2 separate regions of the Mus musculus genome follow, and region 1 is linked to region 2. Evidence: chromatin loops called from intact Hi-C (ENCODE). Cell type or tissue: left cerebral cortex. All regions are shown on one strand. Each heading gives the region's core, and the rest is flanking DNA. Links, peaks and the distances in the headings are about the cores only. Region 1 overlaps Dlg3 (discs large MAGUK scaffold protein 3). Region 2 overlaps Tex11 (testis expressed gene 11).

The links. Peaks named below come from ENCODE experiments on the same cell type or tissue, not always from the same donor. Only the 100,000 strongest peaks of a DNase experiment are listed, where the experiment ranks them.
Region 1: it touches region 2 in a loop (2.8-fold over the local background); 19 of 42 quality-filtered maps call a loop at or near these places.

What each region holds. Positions count from the first base shown.
Region 1 is chrX:100,774,208-100,779,587 of GRCm38, forward strand. Dlg3 (discs large MAGUK scaffold protein 3) reads left to right here. Exons shown (of 21, transcript NM_016747.4): 8 at 1-24; 9 at 1,600-1,756; 10 at 2,172-2,274. Among named protein-coding and RNA genes, the nearest start is that of Dlg3, 9.2 kb to the left of the region's middle. In left cerebral cortex, for the core only: CTCF peaks have their summits at 213, 413 and 2,505; DNase peaks (open chromatin) are centred at 187, 1,502, 2,497, 2,863 and 2 more places; H3K4me3 peaks cover 1,376 bases; H3K27ac peaks cover 949 bases.
Region 2 is chrX:100,940,531-100,945,910 of GRCm38, forward strand. The region is part of intron 16 of Tex11 (testis expressed gene 11); the gene reads right to left. Among named protein-coding and RNA genes, the nearest start is that of Gm24577, 63 kb to the right of the region's middle. In left cerebral cortex, for the core only: a CTCF peak has its summit at 3,327 (motif pointing left); a DNase peak (open chromatin) is centred at 3,294.

The sequences.
Region 1 (5,380 bases), core at 79-5,078, 170 kb before region 2:
GCTGGCTGAGGAAGACTTTACCAGGTAAGACACTCTCCTGTTCTTTCAACCTAGAGGGGGTGAGAATAAATTTTCTGGCTGTTGACAGGCCTTCTTGTAGTATGGCAAAAGGGCAAGGCCCTCATCATCCCCAGCAGTAAGATCTGGGGCCCTTCTCTGTGAGGCCTTCGGACTTCAGAAACAGAGGTGGCTGCAAGGACGATTACCGCCGTCAGGGGGAGTGCCAAGCAAGTGGCCCAGATCCGAAAATGCAGATCCGGGGTGGGGTGAAGCGTCTAGGGGGCTGAGGAAGTGGGGGCAGCGGGGGTCTTCCTGCCCTGCGACAGTATCAATCCTCTCTTCGGCAGCCATCCATAGTCGCTGAAGAAGGCCTTTTAGCTGACGGGGTTGGCGGGAGTCAGAGAGGCCTCCAAGCCAGCCCGGGACCGCAGGAGGAAGGGTTCCGCCCCATGGTGGTGGCGGCGGGCCGGGGCCGTTGAACTGGTCAGGCCGGCCGGCCAGGGTTGCAGGGGGACAGGTTTGCAGGGTGGGGCCTAGGTGGCTGCTGGGCCAGCAGTGGTGGAGACAGAAGAGTAGGCTGACCCGGGGAGAACCAGAGGAGCCATGGAGACGGCTCGCAAGTTCTCAGGCTCAAGCTTGGCCCTGGGTTTGGGCTCGGCCTCTGCTTCAGCCTGGAGGAGGGCTTCGCAGAGGTGGGCCTGGCCGCTCCGTTCCCTGCGGCCTGGAGGGGATGCCAGGTAGGAAGCATCAACCCCAAGACTCGGAACTGCAAGAAAGGAAGAGGCTCACTTGAGACCTGGGCTTTCTCTCAGGAAAGATGCTTGTACCAAATGAAGATGGCAGGATGGGACAGTGTGCTGGGGAGTCGGGCTAGTTGTATGGATATCCATATGCAGATAATTTCCACTTACCGGGTGGCACTGTGTGTGTGTGTGTGTATATATATATATATGTATATATATATATATATATATATATATATATATATATATATATATATATATATATTCTCCTCTCTTAAGTTTAACCTATTTTGGGACCTGGGATTTCCTCATCCTCATCTATTTCTTCTTCCACACCACCATTGGTCAGTGGAGGCTGCCATGTTGGGGGAAGGTAGAAAGGGACATATAGTTGAGAGTAGCTTTTGGATGGTCAGGGAGATCAACCCAGGGTGACTCCACTGCCCTTACCAGGTTTCTCTTTCAGTCCAGGGCCTTTCACAGAGCTGACTAGAACAGAAGACTCAGGGAAGAAAATGAGGGAGTGGGCTGTGAAGTTTGGGCTCCAGAGTTCTGGATGACGTTTTTGTGGACCTGAGAGTGCTGAGGAATGCCCATTGGGAAATTGACTAGGAGACTTTACGAAGGAGGGACAAGGAACTGAAACTTGGCACCTGGCATAAAAGAGCAGCCAAGCAAGTTTCAGGAGTCAAAGGGGAAGCACAGGGCATCACATTAGAGAAGCCCTTTAGAGTCTTGACTTCCTACAGCAAGTATGGGTTCTGTGCCGGCCTGGTCCTCACAGCATCAACAGTTCCTATCATCCTTTCCTGACTGCCCACTCCACCTTTTCTTATCTTCTTTTATTTCTCTCCAGAGAGCCCCGCAAGATCATCCTGCACAAAGGTTCTACAGGCCTGGGCTTCAACATTGTAGGAGGAGAAGATGGAGAAGGCATTTTTGTTTCCTTCATCCTGGCGGGAGGCCCAGCAGACCTAAGTGGGGAGTTGCGAAGGGGAGACCGGATCTTATCGGTGAGACAAAGTCCGGGTGGGAGGATGGGTAAAAGGGAGGAGGGGAGTCCCTGTGTCCACCAAAAAGTGTTTCTTGGGACGGAGGGAAGGGCTGAGACCTGAAGAAAATGTAAATTGTTTTTATAAATATCTTTAGGGAAAAGAGAACAAGACTAGACTTATGCTGGAGGAAGAAATGAATGTCTTTAGATCTTAACTTTGATTGGCATTTGACTCCCACAAAAATAATTATTACCCCAGAGGTATTGTATCCTTTAGGCCTAATTTGTGGGGACAGGATGGAATTTGTGGAAGACCAATCCAAATAGGCTGAGAGATAGGCTGTACATCCTCTTTATAACTGCTATGGGGGCGGGGGGGACTCTCTCTCTCTCTCTTGCCTTTGAGGTAGCTCACAACTCCTCTCTTTGGACAGGTAAATGGAGTCAACCTGAGGAATGCTACCCACGAGCAAGCAGCGGCTGCTCTGAAACGGGCTGGCCAGTCAGTCACCATTGTGGCCCAGTATAGACCTGAAGGTAAGAGAAGGGAAGGTGGAGAAAGATGATGAGTTTCAACGTATGCTTAGCATTGACTTCTCCCACCGTCGGTAACAAAGCCATTTGACCAGGTTCGCGATATTCTGGTGCAGTAACCTCTTATTTCCTTTTCCCTCTAGACAGTGTGGTAGCTATGGTGGTTTGGGAGCATCAATCTAAGCAGTGCTAAGATCTTGCAGATGAGGAATGCAGTACTGCAGGAAGCCTGTAGTGGGCAGCAGCCCACGAGAAACACCACTAAGAGATTTTAGGGCAAATGGGAAAGACAGAGGGGGGAATTTAGGGCTCTGAGGCGGTCGTTGGGAATAGTGTGCCCTGGGAAAGAGTAACTCAGTTAGAAGAACTTCAGAGAGTAAGAAATCCGATTTCCTAAGAGATCATGGAGGTCCCACTTATTTCCCTTCATCAAAATAAGGTGATACTGAGCCCTTGGGATGGGGGATTCAGGAATAGAATCACACCCATATGGAGATCTTTGTATTCTCAGCTAGTAGGCCCTCCGCAGGGGCGAGTGGGCGGAGCCGGTTATGCAAACAAAGGTGTTTGATTGGCTCGGGCCAGCGGAGGCCCAGGTGAGGAGGTGAACTGTACGAAGGCGCGCCCCAGCCTGCCAGCCAGCTGGACAACCATTGGTGCGCCGAGCGCGGCCTCCAGCCGTACGCCCCGCCCTCTGACCCAGGCGGAGGGCGACGGGCGCCCCTCCTCCCCTCTCGCCTCTGGCGTCTCCTCCTCTATCCCCTCCCCCTCCTCCCCTTCTCCCCTCCTCCCGCGCGCCCCGCTTTGTGTCCGTGGTCTCCCGCGCGGGACAGAGGGACCGGCCGGAGCCGGCGCTTTCTCGACAACTAGACCTGGACTCCGACTGAGCGCCAGGTGAGGTGGGACGGACGGGGGCCAGGCCCCCTCGCAGTCCCCCCAGTCTCTCCACTGTTCTGTTCTCAGCCTCTTTTCCAACATTCCGCCCCATCTCTGTCCTCTTCCCTAAAACCTGCGCTGTACACCCCGAGGCCCCTTCTCCGCCACCTTGGCTTCCTCGACTGCTCTGCAAGGGGCTCTGCGCCCTCTGAACCTCGTCTAGCTTTTACCTCCGTGCCATCACTTCTTCTCACCCATCAACTGTTGCCCCTTTTCGTCCTAAAGCCTCAGTGCAGCCCACAGCCTCCTTCCTGCTGAGTCCCCAGCTGCCCTCGATCCCTCAGAGGAATTTTAAATCTCCCCCCCCCCCCATGCTCGTTTCTCTCCCTAACCCTAGGAACTCCAGCAACTAGTTTAGGATTTTTGTGTCCCCGGTCTTCTCAAGGCTTTCATTCTTTACCAGACATCTTTCGTCTCTCTTCCCTCTTGTAATCCTGGCCTTTGTCCCCTTAGGGCTGCAGTGCCTGGGTTCCTTGGACACCCAGGCCCTGCAGGCCTGTAAGCTCTGTGGAGGAGGAACCTGGTGCTAACAGGTGCTCTAGTAGTGCAAGAAGAACGGGAGAAGCTAGGATCCCTGTGACAAAGCTAAGAAGGCTCAAAAGCGACCACCTTTGTCCTTCCCGCCCCTCCCCCACGTTAGTTCCATGCCCTCCGAGCCCTAAGAGAAAGGGCCCTGTCACCTTTTCTACCAGGCTTGATGCAAGACAGGAGTGCAGGCAGGATAACTAATAGGAGAGCTTGTTGGTCTAAGATAATTGGAGAGAGAGATGCAAAAGGACACTTCAAATCATTTCTCTCCATGTTTGGCTTTCGGCTTCCTGACAGGGAATGCTCCTTAGGGATATTTTTTTTTTTTTATGAATCAGGCTTATGATGTTTGCTTCTGAAGAGAGGCTTCGCCACAGGATTTTTCTTAGCAACTAATATTTATCATTTTTTTTGCCCTCAATTTAAGAGTAGATTCTGCAAAGGAAATGGCTTCTCAATGCCTGTCTGCCTGTCTGCCTGTTCCCCCCCCCCACACTGCCGTGTGTGTGTGTGTGTGTGTGTGTGTGTGTGTGTGTAAGAGAAAATGGTTATTCTTTCTGATGCTGGGCACATGGAAACAATACTGAGAATTTGCCTGGTGGCAGTATGCTGGAAAACTGGTGACTAAATATTTCTATGACTTTGGTTTGGGGAATGCAACTGGTCTGCATAAAAAGCCGTGAGTGGCTAAAGTCATTCCTGCAGTGGTTCCTGCTCTCTCAGTGGAGTTTAGGATGCAGACTGAGATGCTGTCTGTGTCAGGTCTTTCTACTCCTTGTTGCTCAAGTCCGCCTTTCAGAAATTAGGTGAAGCACCGCGCTAAGCAGTGCCTCCCCAGTCTTATTTTTTCTTTGGTTTGCTCCATACAACAGAGCCACAATAAGCAAAGTTTTTCTTCATTTGAAAATGGACTTTTAGGTGCTGGTATAGATAGGCCATCAAACATTCTTCATTAAATCCATACTTCTCTTAAATTAAATCCTTGTATTTAAGAGTAAGGGTTACATGTGGATAATTGTACAAATACATTAACTATGGCTCTTTGGAGAATTGCATCCTGGTGGCCGTTTGCAAGGTTGAATAATCTAACTTATGTTCATGTGTTGGCAAAAGTGGCAGAGACTTCTGATGTTGTTGGCTAAGCAGCCGTTCATTATTTGGATTTTCTCATAGAATGTGAGCACGGGAGGGGGTCAGATCACACTGTGCATCCCTGCTGTGCAGACTGGAGCTACCCGGGAGAACTAGAACTCAACTGGCCTGAGGTCACTCAGGGAAAGTTGTGGAGGATAAGCAAACTATTTAATTTTGAGGTCCGCTGGGGACACATAGAGTGGTTCTAGCAATGGAGACCTAAGACTAGTTCAGAGTTGAAGGATAGAAGGGAAGAAATAAGAGCTAGGGAACTAGAGAGGGAATGGGGGAAAGAAAGCAGTGGATGGAAGGAGACTGCGGAGGCACCATTCCAGGGCCCCCTTTGACTACATCAGAGTTAGCATGAGAGCTTAAAAATAGCTTTGGCTAATTAGAACAGTCAGGATAAGAACTTTTTTTTTTCTGCCTTTTAAAATGTTTTAAATGAGATATAAGTCATAATAGCATTCACTTCCCACATGTAGGTCTATAGTTCAGTGACACAGAGTTG
Region 2 (5,380 bases), core at 226-5,225:
TGAATAGGTAGGGAGAGAGTAGACAGCCTTGTCTAGTCCCTGATTTTAGTGGGATTGCTTCAAGCTTCTCACCATTTACTTTGATGCTGGCTACTGGTTGGCTGTAGACTGCTTTTTATCATGTTTAGGTATGGGCCTTGAATTCCTGATCTTTCCAAGACTTTTATCCTGAATGGGTGTTGGATTTTGTCAAATGCTTTCTCAGCATCTAACGAGATGATCATGTGGTTTTGTCTTTGAGTTTGTTTATATACTGGATTACGTTGATGGATTTCTGTATATTGAACCATCCCTGCATCCCTGGGATGAAACCTACTTGGTCAGGATGGATGATTGTTTTGATGTGTTCTTGGATTCGGTTAGCAAGAACTTTATTGAGGATTTTTGCATCAATATTCATAAGGGATATTGGTCTGAAGTTCTCTATCTTTGAGGGGTCTTTGTGGTTTAGGTATCAGAGTAATTGTGGCTTCATAGAATGAGTTGGGTAGAGTACCTTCTGTTTCTATTTTGTGGAATAGTTTGTGAAGAACTGGGATTAGATCTTCTTTGAAGGTCTGATAGAACTCTGCACTAAACTCGTTTTAGTAATTTCTAGTGACAGAATATTTGCATTTGCATTTACAGTTCTTCAAATATATTTGTGAAATATTGAATCCATCTCCCACTAAATGCTACCTAAGCTCTAGTCCACAATATTTTAAGAAAAATGTTATTTGTATACAGTGTATATAAATAAAGGCACACATTGTCAGTATACAACCAGTTATCACACAATGATTAAAACTATATAACCATACCAGTATCAAGAGATTTACAATACCAACTCCCTGAATGTGTCTTGTCTAGGCATACATTTTGATATATAGTGTGATGGATAATTAATATGAAACTATAAGAAGGACAATTTTATTCTATAGTGATATAAAACATATAATTCACTACTTGAGCCTAAGAGTTGAGCTGGGGATTGATTAGAAATATTTTATCTAATGAATTTTCTAGATATTCCAAATCCAGATTGTGATAGTGGGTTCATGTGGATATATATTTCTCAGATTTATTTAATTATATAACAAAGTGGGCATATTTTAATATTTAAATTATAGTTCAATAGTTATTTTTTAAAGAACTTAGCAATGATTTGAAATATCTTTAGTTCTCAATTTTGAAAATCATCCTCCACAGTCTTCTTTGACCATAATAGAATTTATTAAATTATATTATCAGAATTAAATTTATTAAATTATATTATCAAACTAAAAGTTATTGCATTATATTATTAGAATCATACAGTTGAGGGACTCCGGATGTTTGAGAATTCTTCCTATGTGTGAATATTCCCAACAACATTCAGAGGAAGCAGCCATTCTGACTTTATTTAAATACCTTCAAGAAAAGGGAGTTCGTTGTATCTTTAAAAAACACTATCTAAATTTTCGACAAGTTCATTTCTTAGCTAGGGTCTTCTTGTGACTGAAAATCTCTTTCACGGGTTTCACTCACTGATACACGCAACTGGTTTTCTCACTGGTAGCTATACAGATAAAGGGAAATACTATATTGTATATGTCCAAAATTTTCATTTTTCAGGTTAAAACTCCATACTTTCCTTTAACCAGTTCTTGAATGCCTTCCTCTTGGCACATTAGAGCTTGTCAATATCTTTCTTCAAAATTATTCTTCCAATCTAGTGTTATGCTTCAGATCTTCTCTAACCAGAGCAGAACAGAAAACATCTTCAGTTTACCCTTTCATGCGTTACAGAATCACCTCTCAGTATCTATGGAAGATTGATTCCAGGGCTCCCTGTCTCCTTTCAGATACCAAAATGTGTAGGTGCTCATGTTCCTTGCTTGTACATAACCTATAGATATCTTCCTGTTCATTTCAAATCATCTCCATACTATTTAAAATAACTAATATAATGAAACAAGCAGCTGAAAGAGTCAGATGCAGATATTTGCACTGAACCAATGGTCAGAAGCAGCTGACCCCTGTTGTTGAATTAGGGAAAGGCTGAAAGAAGCTGAGAAGGGTGATCATGTAGGAGAACCAGCAGTCTCAATTAATCTGGACCCCGGAGATCTCTCAAACACTGGGCCACCAAACAGACAGCATACACCAGCTGATATGAGGCCCCCAACGCACATACAGTGGAGGACTGCCGGGTCTGTGTTCATTCAGAGATGATGCACCTAACCCTCAAGAGACTGGAAGCCCCAGGGAGTTTAGAGGTCAGGTGGGGTGAGGGATAGGGGCATCCACATAGAGATGGGGGAAGGGTGGGGTGGGGAGGAGGTGTGGTATGTAGTGCAGTTGGAGGGTGGATGGGGGGGCAGGGAATGGAATATGGAGTGTAAAAATAAAATAAAAAATAAATAAAATATTAAAAAGTTAAAGAATCAAAACAGAAATGCTATGTAAACAGTTACTTCACCATATTCTATAGAAAATAATGAAAAAATAGTCTGTACAAGTTCAGTACAAATGCATTTTTCTGAGTGTTTTTGATCTGTACTTAGTTATATTCATTGATGGGGAATGCATGAATACAAAAAGCAGTCAGTTTCTATTGATTCAATTTAAAATAAGCAAGATTTCTTAGCATTGTTTTTTGTTTGTTTGTTCGTTTGTTCGTTCAGCTCACAATCAACAAAAAGCCTCAAATGTTGCACATGTGCTTCTGTTAAAACCCCATTTCATCCTTTCTGCTTTATTACAGCTGGCTTTGGGGATTCAGCACAAGATGTTTTGTTGTATCCTGTTTGTCTCCATCTTCTTAGAATGGCTTCATTATTTCACTGTATTCAGGCTCCTTTGACTATGACTGCCTTCTAACGTATCAGGTACCCTTCTGAACTTTGAGCTATATGCTGTACACCCAATGAATGTACAATGAACAAACCGCTCTCATCTCATCTATTCTTATTCAAATTCCATATTATATTCTACATTATTTGACAATTTATAAATGTTTTGTTGCTTTATAATCATATTATACATGCAAATCTTATCCCTGAAATAATATTTTAAAGCATATCTATATGGAGGAGTAAAGTATATCTTTAACTTATGCTACAGTACCATTTACAAATTAAGCATTCAACAATTACTTGTTGACCTCAGACCTCAAGTTGGGTGTTTATTACAGTAAAATTTCATCAGTTGAGCCAAAATTAATCTTCACCTCACATTTCATTAAGTGCTTTATTTTATATCTGGAGGAAAAGCGATACAATCATTACAAAAACCTTCAAAAATCATTGAGCTACTAAAAGTACAAACAGAAGCCACAGTGCCATCTAGTGAATACCACTATATTATGTGCACTGCCCACAAGCTCATTTTCAGTCCCGTAATGGAAGGGTATGATTTTTAGAGCTTTATATAGTAGATATAAACAATATATAACCAGAACATGAAAGATAAAGTCTTATCTTTGTGGCTGTTTTAATTCTTTTAAAATTTTACTTATTTTTATTTTACATGCACTACTGTTTTGCCTGCATGTATGTCTGTGTGAGGGAGTCAGATACCCCAGAAGTGGATATTCAGATGGTTTTGACCTGCCATGTGGGTGGGTGCTGGGAATTGAACCCAGGTCCTCTAGAAGAGCAGTCAGTGCTCTTAACCACTGAGCCATCTCTCTAGCCCCGGCTGCTTTAATTTTCACAGCCATCTTCTCATCATAGAGCATTGTCCCTTCCTGTTCAGGTTTTCTTCTTAGTAGATATCACTACTTAATTAGCAACAGATCAAGCAACTACAGTCTGGCAAAATCTGACCCACCCTCTGTTTTTGCCTAGTTGTTGGTTTTAGATGGCTGAAATAAACCAAAAGACAAACATTTCATGCCACAAGAAAATCACATGAAATTTAGTATCCCTAAATATAAAGGTTTTCTCAGAGCACACTGTGGGTACTTGTTTACATATTGTTTATGTCAGTATCTGATATAAGATCAGAGCTGAGTGTTACATTAGGGACCATGTGACTTCCACATTCTTAAGTATTTTCTGTGTAGCTCTTTATACAAAAACTGATGACACCTATCTTCATTTTTTTTGACCCCAAATTGTTCCCATCTAAAGAAATGCAGGGGGAAAAATGAAACACAGACTGAACAAATGACCAACCAGTGGCAGGCTCAACTTGGGATCCATGCCATGGGCGGGCACCAATCTTTGATATTATTACTGTTGCCTGCAGACAGGAGCCTAGCATGTCTGTCCTCGGAGAGGCTCTACCAGCAGCCAACTGAGACACATTCAGATACTTATAGACAATCATTAGACTGAGGTCAGGGACCCCTATGGAAGAGTAGGAGGAGGATTGAAGGAGCTGAAGGGGATGTCAACCCCATAGGAAGACCAAGTATATCAACTAACTAGACCCCCTAGGAACTCCCAGGGACTAAGCCATCAATGTGATCCATGGCCCCCAGTACTTATGTAGCAGTGCTTGTCTGGCCTCAATGGGAGAAGATGTACCTAATCCCGTAGAGACTTGATGCCCCAAGGAAGGGGAACAGAGGGGACCATGGGAGGTAGGGGTTGGAGGGTGGGGGAGGGATTTAAGAGGGTAGGGGAGCACCCCTCAGAAGCAAAGGGGAGTGAGGATGGGAAGAACTCTTGGAGGGGGGACCGGGAAGGGGGGCAACATTTGGAATGTAAATAAAATGATTTAAAAGTAAAATAAAATAGTAAGCATACATTTTTTTAAAAAATGGTTAGACAATGGCAAGATGGGGATGGCAAAGTACTGATGGCTTTCCCTCCAACCTCTACCTTTTTATATGTCCTACTGCATAGGAATTCATCCTTTACATACGCAAAGTATCCAAACAGTTGCTGCTAGGAAGTCAGAAAGGATGAAATGAGAAATATGCTAAGTAACAAACACAGTTACCTTGAACATTTCAAAATAAGCTTTGACTTCCCTACCTATATGGCATTAAATGACACAGTTGGACATGGAGTGTATGCGATTAAGACATACTGGTTTCCTGATTGCCTATTTTCTCCTTTGTGCTAACAACATTTGAACTCCAATTACAGGTTTAGTTCTGCACTGACTCCAGGACCGAGCCTGTCATTAGTCAGATATATAAGTGCTGCTTCAGGCTGGGCATGTGCTTCAGTGACAGGCCATTTTCCTAGTATGTGTATAGCCCTGAGCTCAAACTCCAGCACCACACAAAAATGTCAGTTTCTTGTAGAGCAAGATTGAACCTCGTCAACTTGAGTATTGCTCTTCTGGTCATTGTCTTTTCAGATGACTCTACTGCCTTGAGCATCATGTTGAGAGTGCTGGGGCACCTAGCCTCATATACTGAGCAGCTGCCAGAATGTCCGCTTCCAGTATGAAGACAGCCATG